2 separate regions of the Homo sapiens genome follow, and region 1 is linked to region 2. Evidence: chromatin contacts called from ENCODE Hi-C data. All regions are on one chromosome and are shown on one strand. The core of a region is the stretch at or near the end of the contact, and the rest is flanking DNA. Distances in the headings are between cores, read along the strand shown.

What was found. Hi-C counts contacts between places; a loop is a spot of excess contacts on that map. Pooled maps may share reads with other maps.
Region 1: a map of naive thymus-derived CD4-positive, alpha-beta T cell shows a loop between it and region 2 (2.8-fold over the local background). The contact joins the enhancer-like site here to the promoter of PARVG in region 2. A Hi-C loop is called at or near these places in 1 of 168 maps with a recorded cell type or tissue (naive thymus-derived CD4-positive, alpha-beta T cell), 4 of 37 single-sample maps with no recorded cell type and 11 of 50 pooled maps.

Annotation. Positions count from the first base shown.
Region 1 is chr22:44,680,005-44,686,880 of GRCh38, reverse strand. It overlaps a transcript of PRR5 not described here. Among named protein-coding and RNA genes, the nearest start is that of PRR5, 19 kb to the left of the region's middle. RefSeq lists enhancers at 554-1,054, 935-1,254, 2,231-2,770, 6,579-6,876. Within about 2 kb of position 1,945, at least 9 of the 41 ENCODE cell types and tissues checked have a DNase peak (open chromatin) inside an H3K27ac peak, as active enhancers do.
Region 2 is chr22:44,174,905-44,182,174 of GRCh38, reverse strand. It overlaps PARVG (parvin gamma), which reads right to left and starts at 1,250. Exons shown (of 14, transcript NM_022141.7): 1 at 990-1,250; 2 at 258-433. RefSeq lists enhancers at 1-532, 533-1,263, 6,673-7,270 and silencers at 640-769, 1,940-1,989.

The DNA of each region.
Region 1 (6,876 bases), core at 696-3,195, 500 kb before region 2:
CAGCATTTTGGGAGGTCGAGGTGGGCAGATCATGAGATCAGGAGTTCAAGACCTGCCTGGCCAGCATGGCAAAACCCAGTCTCTATTAAAAATACAAAAATTACTTTGGGAGGCCAAGGCAGGCGGATCATGAAGTCAGGAGTTCAAGACCAGCCTGACCAACATTGTGAAACCCCATCTCTACTAAAAATACAAAAATTAGCTGGGCGTGGTGGTGTACACCTGTAATCCCAGCTACTCAGGAGGCTGAGGCAGGAGAATCGCTTGAAGCTGGGAGGTGGAGGTTGCAGTGAGTGAGCCAAGATCGAGCCACTGCACTCTAGCCTGGGCGACAGAGCGAGACTCCATCTCAAAACAAAACAAACAAATAAAAAAAATTAGCCAGGCGTGGTGGCACATACCTGTAATCCCAGCTACTCGGGAGGCTGAGGCAGGAGAAGCTTTTGATCCCGGGAGGCACACGTTGCAGTGAGCCGAGTTAATGCCACTGCACCCCAGCCTGGGCGACAGAGCGAGTCCCTGTCTCAAAAAAATCAACAACAACAACAACAACAAAAACACAAGAATAGAACAAGATGTTGTGAAAGCCAGGTGCCCAATAGGGGAACTTCTTTTTCTTTTCTTTTTGTTTTGAGACAGTCTCACTCTGTCGCCCAGGCTGGAGTGCAGTGGTGCGATCTCAGCTCACTGCAACCTCTCTCTCCTGGGTTCAAGGATTCTTGTGCCTCAGCCTCCAAGTAGCTGAGATTACAGGTGTGTGTTACCACACCTGGCTAATGTTTGTACTTTTAGTAGAAACGGGGTTTCACCATGTTGGCCAGCCTGCTCTCACTCCTGACCTCAGGGGATTTGCCTGCCTTGGCCTCCCAGAGTGCTGGGATTACAGACGTGAGCCACCATGCCGGGCCCCAATAGGGGAACTTCTGATGTGTGGCATCATCACGGTGCTCCCCCAGGGAGAAAGGATGGTACCACGGAAGCCAGGGCCCTGGGCACAGGGCCTGCAAGTGGAACCATCTTTCTGGGCACTATCTGGGTTAGAAGGGGACAAAGTTAGGCGGAAGGGGCATCACGTATCTCGGCTTTGATTCCAGCCCCACCCTTGGTGCTTGGGATTCTGTGTAGAAGTTCTGAGCAACTCCAGCATGTGCCTGGGCATGTCTGAGAGGGTGTCAGGCACCACAGCCCACGCCTGGCAGAGTCACGGTGGCTGTGAGTGTGCCTTTCACTGGGGAGAGCTTGTGGCTTTCACTGGGGAGAGGGGTGTGGCTTTCACTGGGGAGAGGGTGTGGCTTTCACTGGGGAGAGGGGTGTGGCTTTCACTGGCGAGAGGGGTGTGGCTTTCACTGGCTTCTCTGAAAGCGCAAGGCTCCCACCTTAAGGAGAAACTGAGGGATAAGCATGGCCCTTCTCTATGGAGCATCCACAGATTTGGGGTGGAGGAGGGAAAACATTTTTCTGATTAAATACACATGGCTCTATTCCAGACAGAGGAGAAATCGTTTTTTGTTTGTTTGTTTTGAGATGGGGTCTTGCTCTGTCCATTCTAGTCTCCACTGTCCATTTTACAGATGGTGAGACTGAGGCCTTGCACAGGAGTGGGATATGTAGGGTCACCAGCAGAGCAGGACTGTCCCAGTGCATGGGGTAAAGGACACATGCTCACTCACGGAGGCCCTACTGGGTGCTGGCACTGCGTACCCATCTACCCTCCGACCTGGGGCAGACCTACAGGCCAGAATTTCCACCCACATTTTTCAGAAGAGGAACCAGAGGCTCCGAGGGAAAGCTGACTTGCCCGGGTTGTAGGGTGAGTGAGTGGAAGGGCTGAAATCAGAGCCCAGCTGTGACTCTGGAGCTACACGCTTCCCACGGTCAGTAACCCCAGCGGCCACCAGGAGCGCCTACTTCGTGCCGGGCCCTGAGTCCCGGGCTGCCACTTCCCTTCCCCTGAGAGCCACAAGAGGGCAGTAAAGGGAGGCTCCAGAATCCCCAGGAGGGAGGACGCCTGAGCCTCCAGAGATGACATTTCACCAGGGCCTGGAAGGATGACCTCACCCAGCACGGCCAAGTGGAGCACAGACCAGAGCGACAGGAAGGGGCTGCTCCCCTACTGTGGACGCTGACATCAGCCCGGCCCTGTGCTCTGCACCCACACCCGCTGTCTGCCCCTAACCTCACAACAGTGCCCTGGGCAGAGAGCTGGGGGCGGGTGCAAGCTGGGCAACACCAGGCAGCACAGGCAGTTGGACCGCGGGTAGGAGGTGACCCTCAGGCATCCTGACCCTGGTCCCCAGTGCTCTTTGCCCCTTCCCCATCATCCCCAGGACATTTTCTTTTGAGTCTCGCTCTGTTGCCCAGGCTGGAGTACAATGGCGCGATCTCGGCTCACTGCAACCTCCACCTCCCAGGTTCAAGTGATTTTCCTGCTTCAGCCTCCTGAGTAGCTGGAACTACTCAGCTGCCGCCACCACGCCCAGCTAATTTTTGTATTTTTTTTGGTAGAGACAGGGTTTCACCATGTTGGCCAGGCTGGTCTTGAACTCCTGACCTCAGGTGATCCACCTACCTCGGCCTCCCAAAGTGCCGGGATTACAGGTATAAGCCACCGCGCCTGGCCATCACCAGCACATTTTCTACCACTCTCGAGGCTGGATCAGACTGGCTTCCAGCTCCTGGCCTCACTGGGCTCACAGCTCAGGCTCTGTGGGCACTGGGGTGGGGGCTGGGGTGGCCACAGGTGGCTTGTTTAACTGAAAAGCCCCAGGCCCCTCCTCAGCCCACCCCTCTGGCCCGGGCCCTCCTGGACCCTCAATCAATTCTGGAAGTCCTGGTTTCGACACCCCCACCCAGTCCGGGGGACACACCCTACCTGTCGCTGCAGTCAAAGCCAATGAAACCAACCCCTGCGAGGGGCCCAGCCCCTGTTCCTGGGCTAGGGCTTCTGACAAAGGATTGGGCTGGCCCCTCTTCAGCCATCCATGAACCCTATCAAGGATGACAGGGGTGGACACAGTTGTTCATCCGTGGAAGCTGCTTCCATTCCCCGGGTGGCTCGCGAGTAGGCTTCTCATCTTACTGATGGGGAGACTGAGGCTTAGGATGTAGCTAATGAGCCATGGGGAGGAGAGAGGGGGTGACTCTGCAGCCAGGGCTTGGGACCCCAGAGGGACTGGATCTGAGGCCAATCAGAGGACCTGATTCAGAGGTCCCCAAGGGTCTATGAGTTGCCCTTTGTTGGGGCCTAAGGCAGGGTGGCCTGGGAGGGTGGACACAGTCTCCTGGCTGGCTCCCCCCAGCCCCTGCCCTCCTTCGGGGTGCTGGGCGTGGGAGGAAGGCTTTGCCCAGCCACCTGGCCCTGGCCCCAAGGGGGCTCCTCATTCAGATCTTCTCGGCAGTTTCTGGTTTTGAGTAACCTAGGTCTGGGCCCTCTGTCTTGTGGTTCTGGGTGTGGGTGGCAGATGGGGTGGGGGCCAAGGCAAGAAGCCTCTTCCTCAGGAGCTGGGGCTGCCAGGTGGCCCTCAAGGTGGGTGGCTATCTCGACTACAAACTCTGTCGCTCCCCAAGCACTGGCTTGGCCCACTTGGATTTCCCCAGACTCAAGGGGCAGATGACAGGAAGGGGCTCTCCAGGGCTTCACTGCAGGGATAAGGCCAGAGGGTGGCCATGCAGTTAGAAGCTCCCAGCTTCTTGCAGGCAGCCTGAGCAATCAGCTCCCAGGGTCTGAGAGGAGAGGCAGGGGACCCAGGGGCCTCCTTGAAACCTCCTGAGTGAATGGGAGCAGAGGCCAGCTTCCTGGTGGAAGGCTCTGTCCTTGGAAGTCAGGCTCAGTTCATGTCCACATGCTCACCCTTCACTTATTTTGGGATGATCTTCCCTTAAGCCTGGTCTGGTTGGCCAACTCCTATTCATCCTGCAAAACCCTTCTTGGAGTAACCTAATCCACCAAAGTCTTCTCTGTAGCCCTGCCCCACCACACACACATCTGCGTTTAGAGGACAGTACTGTCCAGACCTCCCGCTACAGTGGGCACATTCCCTAGTGGGCTCAGAGAGGCCTTGGGCGGCCCTGCAGAATGAGAGCGGCAATTTCCTTAGGTGACTCCTGTAATTATAACATGGCTTAGCAGCTACTCAGCTCTGGCCACACGCCAGGTACCATGATTGTCTCTGCGACATTCCCGTGTCGAGAGAGCCATCTGCAGCCTCCTTTTAACTCAAGTGTTTCTTGAGAACCTCCTATGGGCCAGGCCTGAGCTAAGTGCCGGATTCAAATCTGACCTTGGCCAAATCAGTCACCCCGTGCCGGCCTCCATGTCTTCACCAGGCTTTCATAATTGCTCTGTGAGAAGGCAGAGTGTGAGGCGCAGGGGGTCTTCATTTCACCTATGGGCACAGAGAGGCCAGCGGGGACATGGTGGAATCCAGAGCCCAGCACCAGAGGCTATGTCCAGGCAGCTGACAGCCACGGTGGAAGGTGGATGAAGAGCTCTGGCTGGGGCCTGGATGGGCCTCCTCCCCATCCCCTTCCTCCTCCCCCCATTCTCTCCACCGTCTGCCTATGGCATCCCCTGTATTAGAGTACACGTAAGGAGGAAATTCACCTGAGCTCAGTGACCGTGACACTGCCTTCCCATAATCTGCCCGGCACTGTGGCCAGAGGCCTCCCTGGAGGGTCCTCTCAGCTTTGGGGCCAGCAGAGCAAGGGAGTGTGGCTAACCTTGACCCTAGCATGCAGGCCTCCCTGCCTCATTGGGCTGGCTCCTCTCCTGAGGACATCTCAGCTCTGCTGGCCACGCCCCTTGTAACTCAGTGGGCCAGTGGTGAGGCAGGTCCATGGCCGCGTGGAGCAGGTTCCCTCTGTGCTGTCTCCCAGGCCCTGCAGATTCCTACTGTTGCCGGCTCCTCCCTCCAGCCACTGTGCTCTCAGGCCACGGCTCTGGCCACAGCATCCCTTCCACATTGGCCTCCCTGTGGCTGGGCTTCCTCCTCCTGCCTGCCCTCCAGGCTGTGGCCACAGGGACCTCTGAACAGGGCAGTTTGCCCACATCATCTCCTGCCTCAGCCCTCCGTGAGCCCCACAGCACCCTCTGCACAGCTACACAAGGCACAGGTGTCCCCCTGGGACTCAGTGGCTGCTCTTTCCCAGCAGGGCCCCTGGTCCCATAAGGCTGGAAAACACAGAGTCAAACAAAGTTCAACAGCCATCCTCGCCTCCCCAGAGCTGTGCCTGCACTGTCTGCTGGACTCTTCAAAAAGGGATGTTTCTCAGACTTTTTTTTTTTTTTTCTTTGAGACAAAGTCTTGCTCTTATTGCCCAGGCTGGAGTGCAGTGGTGCGATCTTGGCTCACTGCAACCTCTGCCTTCCGGTTTCAAGCGATTCTCCCGCCTCAGCTTCCTGAGTAGCTGGGATTACAGGCACCCACCATCATGCCCAGCTAATTTTTATATTTTTAGTAGAGACAGGGTTTCACCATGTTGGCCAGGCTGGTCTCAAACTGCTGACCTCATGATCTGCCCGCCTCGGCCTCCCAAAGTTCTGGGATTAGAGGCATAAGCCACTGCGCCTGGCCTCCCAAACTTTTTTTTTAACTAACATTTTGCAAAGCACTTCCCAGAGTTCCCAGGAACCCAGTCAAAGGAAGGCTGGCCCTCCGGGTGAACAGCCATCATCCTGCAGACTCCTACTATGTGGCAGGCATGTGCTGAGCCCTTCATGGGCTGGTGTCATTTGAGCCTCACACAGAGGCCAGGAGAGGAGGATCAGCACCTCAGCTCTGCAGATGCAGGGGCCGAGAGAGAAGAGACACAGGAACCACTGGCAGCACAGTAGGGTGAGGAAGGCAGAGCCGCTGCCGTGCTAGTCTGGCAGACAATCGTGGCCCTGGAATGCCAGGGTCCAGTGAGAGCTGCATGATGGATGCATGAATGTGGAGACCACATTGTAGTCCGACCCTGCTCTGTCCGGGTCCCGCAGCCTGTGCCCCAGGTCTGCCCTGCCCTGCCCCAGGTTCTCAAATCCCACCTTGGCTCCTTCCTCTGTCACACACTGCCACCACTGTGTCACCTTGAGTTCTTGGGGACTCTGAGCCTCTAGGCAGGCAGCTAGGCTCTGGCAGGGAGCCAGGAACCTGCCCTGGTGTGTGTGGGGGGGTCTCAGGCCAGATGTCCGTCCCCTACTCTCCCAACCAGGGGATCTGCAGCTCAGAGAGACGTCCCAGCCCACCTGCTGTGGTGGGCAGGCATGGGAAGATGCAGCAGCTTCCATGGGAAAGTCGGGCACCCAGGGTGGGGAGGACAAAGGCTGGCGAGTCCTGCTGTGGGACCTCCATGGAGGCAGCGCTGCCACTGCTGCGGCTCTGGGATGCCCACCTCCTCGCTGGGCTGTGGCAGGACCCCTTGCTGCCCCACCAGGCAGGGACCAGCCCTCCTGTTAGGTTCAGATGCTCACTTCTGTCCCCATCCCCCATCCTTCCCCATCCCCCCTTTCCTTCCACTAAACGTGCACTTTAGGGTGGGGGAGGGACATGCCATTCCAGGAGCTGGACCAGCATTTTCTATACATCCTCACAGGAAGCCACGGGGCAGGTGCTCTTCTGCCCATTTCAAAGATGAAGTATCTGAGACTCAGAGAGGTACAGCAAACTGTCAAAAGTTGCACAGCTGGATAGTGGTGGAGCTGGGACTTGAACCCTGGACCCTGTGACCCTAAAGGGCCACATCAGTATCTGTGCCCTACGGCCCCGAGCACCCTCCATTCTGAGAAACGTTTGTTGAGTGAATAAAGTAGAAAGCCCCAAATCACAGCAGCTCCCAGGAGGGACTGACATCACTGCTCACCCCACCAAACACACTCACTCAGGCTGAGGTCCAGCC
Region 2 (7,270 bases), core at 1-2,500:
TTCACCTGGAGACGGAGGGGTTGGCTGAAGTTCAGAGGCGGCAACTCCTCAGTAGAACAGGGAGGGAGGACGCCGAGCAGCCTCTGAGCAGGGGCAGCCGGAGGGGCCGTGGGGACTCAAGGTCCCACTTTACCGACTCCCTTCCCCGGGTGGCCTGGGCTGGGACTGCACTCTGGGATCCTTCCCAGGTGGTGTCTGGGCCCCTCCCTCCGTGACCCCCAACACTCAAGTATGGTGGCCCCGATGCCAGAACTCACCCAACCGCTTTCCACGCAGGAAAACAAAGGCCTACTGAGTGCAAAGGGTGGTCCCTGGATTCCGAATGGAAGCAAGTTCCGGGTTCTTCTGGGGTCTTCGGGGACCAGGCCGGGAGGCAGGAGCCCCGCTGCTCACTTCCTCCAGGCCCGCTCAGCCGGCAGGAGCTTCCTCCTCTCTGCGGCAGGGCCCGAGGGGGGTGGATGCCGTGAAAGTGAAGCTGCCACAAACCTCCAGAAAGCTCTGCCCGGAGCCCCAGCGCCCGCCGTGCCGCCTGGGCCCCCGGGGTTCTGCAGGCCACTTAAACTCAATGCTTTCATTTCTCCCCCTCTCCCCGCCTTCCCCAAACCATGCCAGTTTCCCCGCAGGCTGTTCACCTCCAAAATGGCAGCTACATAGGCCAGAGCCTGGGGTCGACCCCCGCAACCCACCACCAGCACCCTGTCAGCCTGGCCTCCACCCTCCATCCCGCACCGCCGTCCTCCCACCTCCACACCCCGCCCCGGGCCAGGCCCCTTCCTCTCCCGGGACCACGCAGGAGACTCCTACCTGGACTCTCGGCTGCAGACTTCCCCACGCCCCCTGCCCGCCCCTGAGCTGAGGCTCCCACAAGCCCTCGGAGGAGTGAGTCACTTCCTGACCCCACTCACTCAAACCCACCAACGGCACCCAATAGCTCTTAAAATAAAATCCAGGCTGTGCGTGGTCTGTCTCTCTCAATCGCGGTTACATACCCGTGTCTAGAACAATGCTTGGCACAAAGTGGGCTCAGTGAATAAATATTGGTGGTGGTTGTTGCCAAGGGGATCGGGAAGGCTTTCCAGAGGAGAATGGGGCCTTGACGGCTGCATAGGAGTTTGCAGTGGAAGAAGAAGGGGTGAGAACGTGGCAGGTGGAGAAAACAGCGTATGCAAAGGCATAGCAGGGTTCGAGAAGGAGAGATCTCAGCACAGTAGATAGAGAAACACTTCAGACCCGAGCTGGTCTCTCAAGCTGGAATCTTCACCATCCGGGCTGAAATGGTGAGTTTCCCTAGCAACAGGTGACTGGGAAGCTATCTACCCTTTCTGACAGGTTAGGCAGAAAGTGGCTAAATCAGGTGGGATGCAGGTGTAAGGAGTGTGTGAGAGCAGGAAAGTAGGGTCGTTTACAAGAAGTTAATAAAAAATGACAAAACTTAGTACTGGTATTGTTGCTAATATTTATGGAGTCATTGGTGATGAAACAAACATAATTTTAAGGGCTTTCATTTTACTGGAAACTTCCTTGTGAGGTAGGTACAATCATCACCCCCATATTACAGAGGAAGACACTGAGGCACATGAGTCAGTCCCTGCCATTCTGAAGTGCCCGTGCTAGACTGGGGCTTGTAACAGGTGGGGAGAGAAGCCACCGTGCAGGACCTATTTTGCTGGGGCGTGTGTAGCAGGCTCAGCCCAGCTCTGGACACAGTGGTTCTGGTGGTGGCTTCTGACTCTGGATCACAGCCACATAGATGTAGCAGCAGTCACAGTCCCAGCAGCAAAGAGACGGTATATTCCCATGTGCTAACTGAAGACTGTTTAATAAAGGGACAGCTGGGGCAGGGTTAAAGGAACCCAGAAGAGACAGTGCTACACCCCAGGCTAGCAACATGGGGAGCTGTTACTTCTTCAAAACCTAGAGGGTGAAGGAGGGAGTGGGTGGCAGAGCCCAGGAACAGAATCACTGAAGCTCTAAGAGGGGCCTCGGGATAGGAGCTGTGGCCTTTGGTAGAGGGACACAGCCAGCTCATGGTGAACCAGCAGAAGGGCACAGCTGGAGGAATCAATGACCAAGCCTCACTCTCCTCCCTCCTGCCAGGGCCTCCCCTGCCCACATCCAGCCAGAAGCCAGAGAAAAGAAGTCCCCTGCTGCGGCCCATAGATGTGAGGAGAGAAAATGGTGGGGAGTGGATCTGCAGAGGTGAACCTAAAGCATTCAACCCAGAAAGCATGCTTCTAGGGCCAGCCTGACTCGGCAGCTTCCTTCAGGAGCCAGCTCTGCAGTATTCTTCCAAGAGTCCTTGCTGGAGGCGCTGCCTCCAGCCTTCCAACAGCTTGAGAATCACACAGCTTCCTATGTTAGATTCCTTTCTCCTCCAAACAACTGAAGAGACTCTAATCATCGGCAACTGAATCCCAATTAACTTCGGATTTGTTACCAGAAACAATTGCAGGCAACACGACCTCCAGGATGGGAACTGGGATTGGTTACTTGTTCTGGTTGATTTAAAGGCAGTGGGGACCTAGTAACTGTTAGAGAATGGAGTTCTAATAGATCGTAGCCTGTGATGGCAAAATAATTACCTGTCATCACTCAGAACGAAGTACCTATTAAATTGTGGCTTTGGCAGAGTTGTGGCTTCCATACGCAATACGAGCACAGGTTATCTAAGGACTGTGGGGTGAGCTTGTTATCATCACACCAAAGAGTTTAAAGCAAGAAAAGGACAGTCCCAGGGCTTTACATTCTCAGCTCAAGGTATGTGCAGAATACAGGGAGTTCTCTGATAGCCCTCAAAGCTATCTCTCATCTCTTGGGGCTGCAGGGCTGATGTAAGAATCAGATGCGAAATCTAATCCTGTATGGTGTGGAGTTACAACAGACTAAATCCACAACTCACAAAGCCTCTTGTGTGTAGAGCATTGTTTAGGGGAAGAGAGGGACTCTAAGAATTGGAAGAGTAACATGGAGATAAGTCCAAGCACCCCCAAACCCCAATTAAGAGAAAGGCATGGATAGAAGGGAATTATTCCAGCCTTTTTTTTTTTCAGAGACACGGTGTGAAATATACCTGTGCAAATATGCCAAACACTACTGAACTGTATACTTAAAAATAGTTAAGACAGTACATTTTATGTTACGTGTATTTTTAACCACAACTAAAATTTTTAAAAATTAATAAAAAATAAATAAATTGCAGGGATCACATCACTTTAGGGATATCTCTAAATACTTCAGAATGTTTCTCCTAAAAACATTCTCCTGCATAACACAGTACCATTATGATACCTAAGAAAATTAGCATTGATAGAAGGTTTTCTAATATCTCATCCACATTCAAACTTCACCAAGGCTTCAAAAAATGTCTATTACAGCTGTATTTTTTTTAATCCAAGATCCATTCAGGCATCACACAGCACATGTGATTGCATTTGGTTTTCATGTCTCTTTAGAGCCCTGTAATCTAGAACAATCTTTCACGACACTAACATTTTTTAAACATCCAGGTCAGTTGTCCTGTAGAATCTATCACTTCTGTCATTTCCTGGTCTGCTTCTGTGGACTGATTTTTCTCCCGATTGTGGGTCACAGTTTCCTGCTTCTTTATAATAATGTTTTATTGAATGCTAGACATTAAATTTTTATGTCGTCGCGTGCTGAATTTTGTTGCATTTCTTTAAGAAGTGTTGGAATTTTTCTGGCAGAAATATTCTTTTGATGTCTGTTTTTAATAAGCGTAATCTCTGCAAGCTCTGATCTTTGTCTCCTTAAATCAGTGAGACCTGGCTCTGTCTGGGTCCCCCTCACTACAGCACAGTCCAGGAATTATGTCCAGGCAGAAAGCCAAGACCAGGGTAGGGCTCACCTCACTTGCCACCCTTTTCTTGGGGATCACAGATCTGACTCGCCTCTTAACATTTTACTTTTATATAGTTTCAAACTCACAGAAAAGCTGCAGGAAAGTACAAAGAGTTCCTATGTGTATTAGTCCATTTCCATGCTGCTAAAACAGACATACCCAAGACTGGGTAATTTATAAAGAAAGACAGTTTAATGGACTCACAGTTCCACCATGGCTGGGAAGGCCTCACAGTCATGGTGGAAGGTGAAGGGGGAGCAAAGGCATGTCCAATGTCTGAAGTAACTGTTTCCTGTGTTTTGTGGAGGCTTCTAGTTATTCCTGATGGAAAGGTAACTCCAAAAGTGAAAATTCTTTCCTCATAAATATTGATCGATTACAAAGAAGAGTTACATTTTTTAGTGTACAAATTTGATAAACACTATATTAACTAAGTAATATATATTTTTTAAAAATAGAAACAGTGCACTCTGTCAGACTGGAGTGCAGTGGTGTGATCACGGCTCACTGCGGCTTTGAACTCCTGGGCTTAAGTGATCCTCCTGGGTAACTGGGACCACAGACGTGTGCTCACATGCTAAGTAATCAAAATTAACATCATAAGAAAGTAAAACAATCAACATGACATGTCTCCTGGTAATGATGCGCTGAGAGGAACACATCACTTCTACCGAAAACGCATAACCTGGATCTAATAACGAGGAAAATACTAGATCAATCCAAGCTGCAAGACATTCTGGAACATAACTGGCTTGGATTCTCCAAAGAATCAAGGCTATGAAACATAAGGAAAGACTGAAGGGCCACTCCAGACTACAGGAGGCTGGAGAGATGGGACAACTCATTCAATGCCTTGTCCTGCCTCTTATTTTGGCATAAAGGACATCATTGAGACAATTGGAAAAAAACACAATTAAGGTTTGTAGATTAGACAATGCCATTGTATCAATGTTATTTCCTGATTATGACACATACTGAGATTATGGAAGAGAATGTCTTCACTTTTAGGAAGCTACACTGATGTATTTAGAGGTGAAGAGGATATAATGCATGCAACTTACCCTCAAAGATTCAGAAAATATATATATCACCAGGTAAATGTGTGCGTCTAAAGAAATATATATCATTATTATTATATCGAGAGAGGCAGATAGGCAGGGACAGAAAGAGAGTGAAGAGGATAAAGTAAAAATGTTAACATTCATGAGTCTCCAGGTAAACATAGTGATATGGTTTGGCTATGTCCCCACCCAAATCTCATCTTGAATTGTAGCTCCCATAATCCCCACGTGTCATGAGAGGGACCTGGTGGGAGGTAACTGAATCATGGGGACGGGTTTTTCCATGCTGTTCTCATGATGGTGAATAAGTCTCATGAGACTGGTTGGTTTTATAAAGGACAGTTCACCTAAACACACTCTTTTGCCTGCCGCCATGTAAGATATGCCTTTGCTCCTCCTTCGCCTTCCACCATCATTGTGAGGCCTCTCCAGCCATGTGGAACGGTGAGTCCACTAAACCTTTTTCCTTTTAAAATTACCCAGTCTTGGGTATGTCTCTTTTAGCAGCATGAGAATGGATTAATACACATAGGAACTCTTTGTAGTATTCCTGCAACTTTTCTGCGGGTTTGAAACTATATAAAAGTAAAATGTTAAAAGAAAAAAAAAAGCCTTTGCTCTCATCCTAGTTTAATATCACTCTAAGTGCACGAATTAAAAAAAAAAAATCCAATGTGTTATACTCCACATTGCTCCTTCAGATGCTTGAAGTATCCAAAATGTGGACGCTGTTTGTGCCTCTGTCCTTTTGACATGTCCCCATCATTCCTTGAGTACAGTTGGCCCTCCATATCCTTGGTTGCACATTCATGGATTTAACCAACCACGAATTAAAAATATCAAGAAAAAATTGCATCTGTACCAGACACATACAGAATTTTTCTCCGTCATTATTCCCTAAGTGATACAGTGTAACAACTATTTACATAGCATTTACATTGTATTAGGTATCATAAGTAATTTAGAGCTGGTTTAAAGTATGCAGGAGGATGTGCGTAGGTTATATGCAAATACTGTGCAGTTTGATATCAGGGACTTGAGCATCTTCAGATTTTGGTATCCTCCAGGGTCCCGGATTCACTCCACAGAGGATACCAGGGACAACTGTGCTTCCCTGCTTTCCGGCACAGTGTTTCAGGCTCACCTTGGCAATACATTTTAAGAATGAGATTGTGGGAGGAAATCTAGCACTACATTCCAAAGCCATCGAGAACATCAGAACCCTGTGTGGATGTTTCGAAAACACACCAAACATCCACAAAGGTGTTGCATACTTTAAGGTGACAGTCTTTCCTAAAAGCTGTCCGGTGTGACCATGTCCCGGCTGTTAGGACCAGCCACATGGCCACCTAAATCCGAGGGGCTGGGGACTGGAAGAATATGTGGCCTTTGCCCCATTTCCCTGGTGTCAGAGACCTCCTTACCCGCCTCTATGCCCAGATGCAGCCCTCTGCTCCATCTTCGTCCCAGACCTGCCCCCAGCTGCATTTCTTCATCGGCCTCACTGTGTTGTCCACCTGCCACTCCACTCTCTCCTGGTTCCTGTGCCCTAGCACACCCCCACCCCCCCACACCCAACGCCTCAGCGGCACACAGCAGGCTCCCACTACTCACTGACCCAATGAATGCTCCAGGTCCTACTGTGTTGGACACAGGGATTCCCCACCCCCTGCCCCAGGGCAAAGCCTCACCCTGGTGAAGATGATGATGGTGTATTAAATCAAATTTAAACCCCAAAGAGTGGGTTTCCACGGAAAACCTCACTAATTCTGAGCTGCCCAACCCCAGGGCACTGTCCTTGCGGAAGGAACAGAGATGCCCGTCCCTGCGGTGGCCGGGGATTCCTGCCTGGGTAAGGATGAACAGAGGTGACCTCAGAAGGTCCCTTCCTTCTCGAGATTCTCAGATTCTGCCAGTTCTGTCACATCTGAGGGCAAGTGGCCGTGCAATGTCAGTTCCCCCAGAGACTGGCCACCAGGAAAGGAGGGGCCCTGTCCTAAGCAGAGAGCCCCCTCCCCACCACGGCCCCCTGGGGAGGTGACGGCTGAATTGGGGGGCCTTTCTGGGGACATGCAGCTCACACCAGTGCATTGGCCTGAAAGAATGGGACAGAAGCAATGTTTTTTGTTTTTGAGACCGAGTTTCCCTCTTGTTGCCTAGGCTGGAATACAATGGTGCAGTCTCAGCTTACTGAAACCTCCGCCTCCTGGGTTCAAGTGATTCTCTTGCCTCAGCCTCCCTAGTAGCTGGGATTACAGGTGCCTGGCACCACGCCCAGCTAATTTTTTTATATTTAGTAGAGATAGGGTTTCACCATGTTAGCCAGGCTGGTCTTGAACTCCTGACCTCA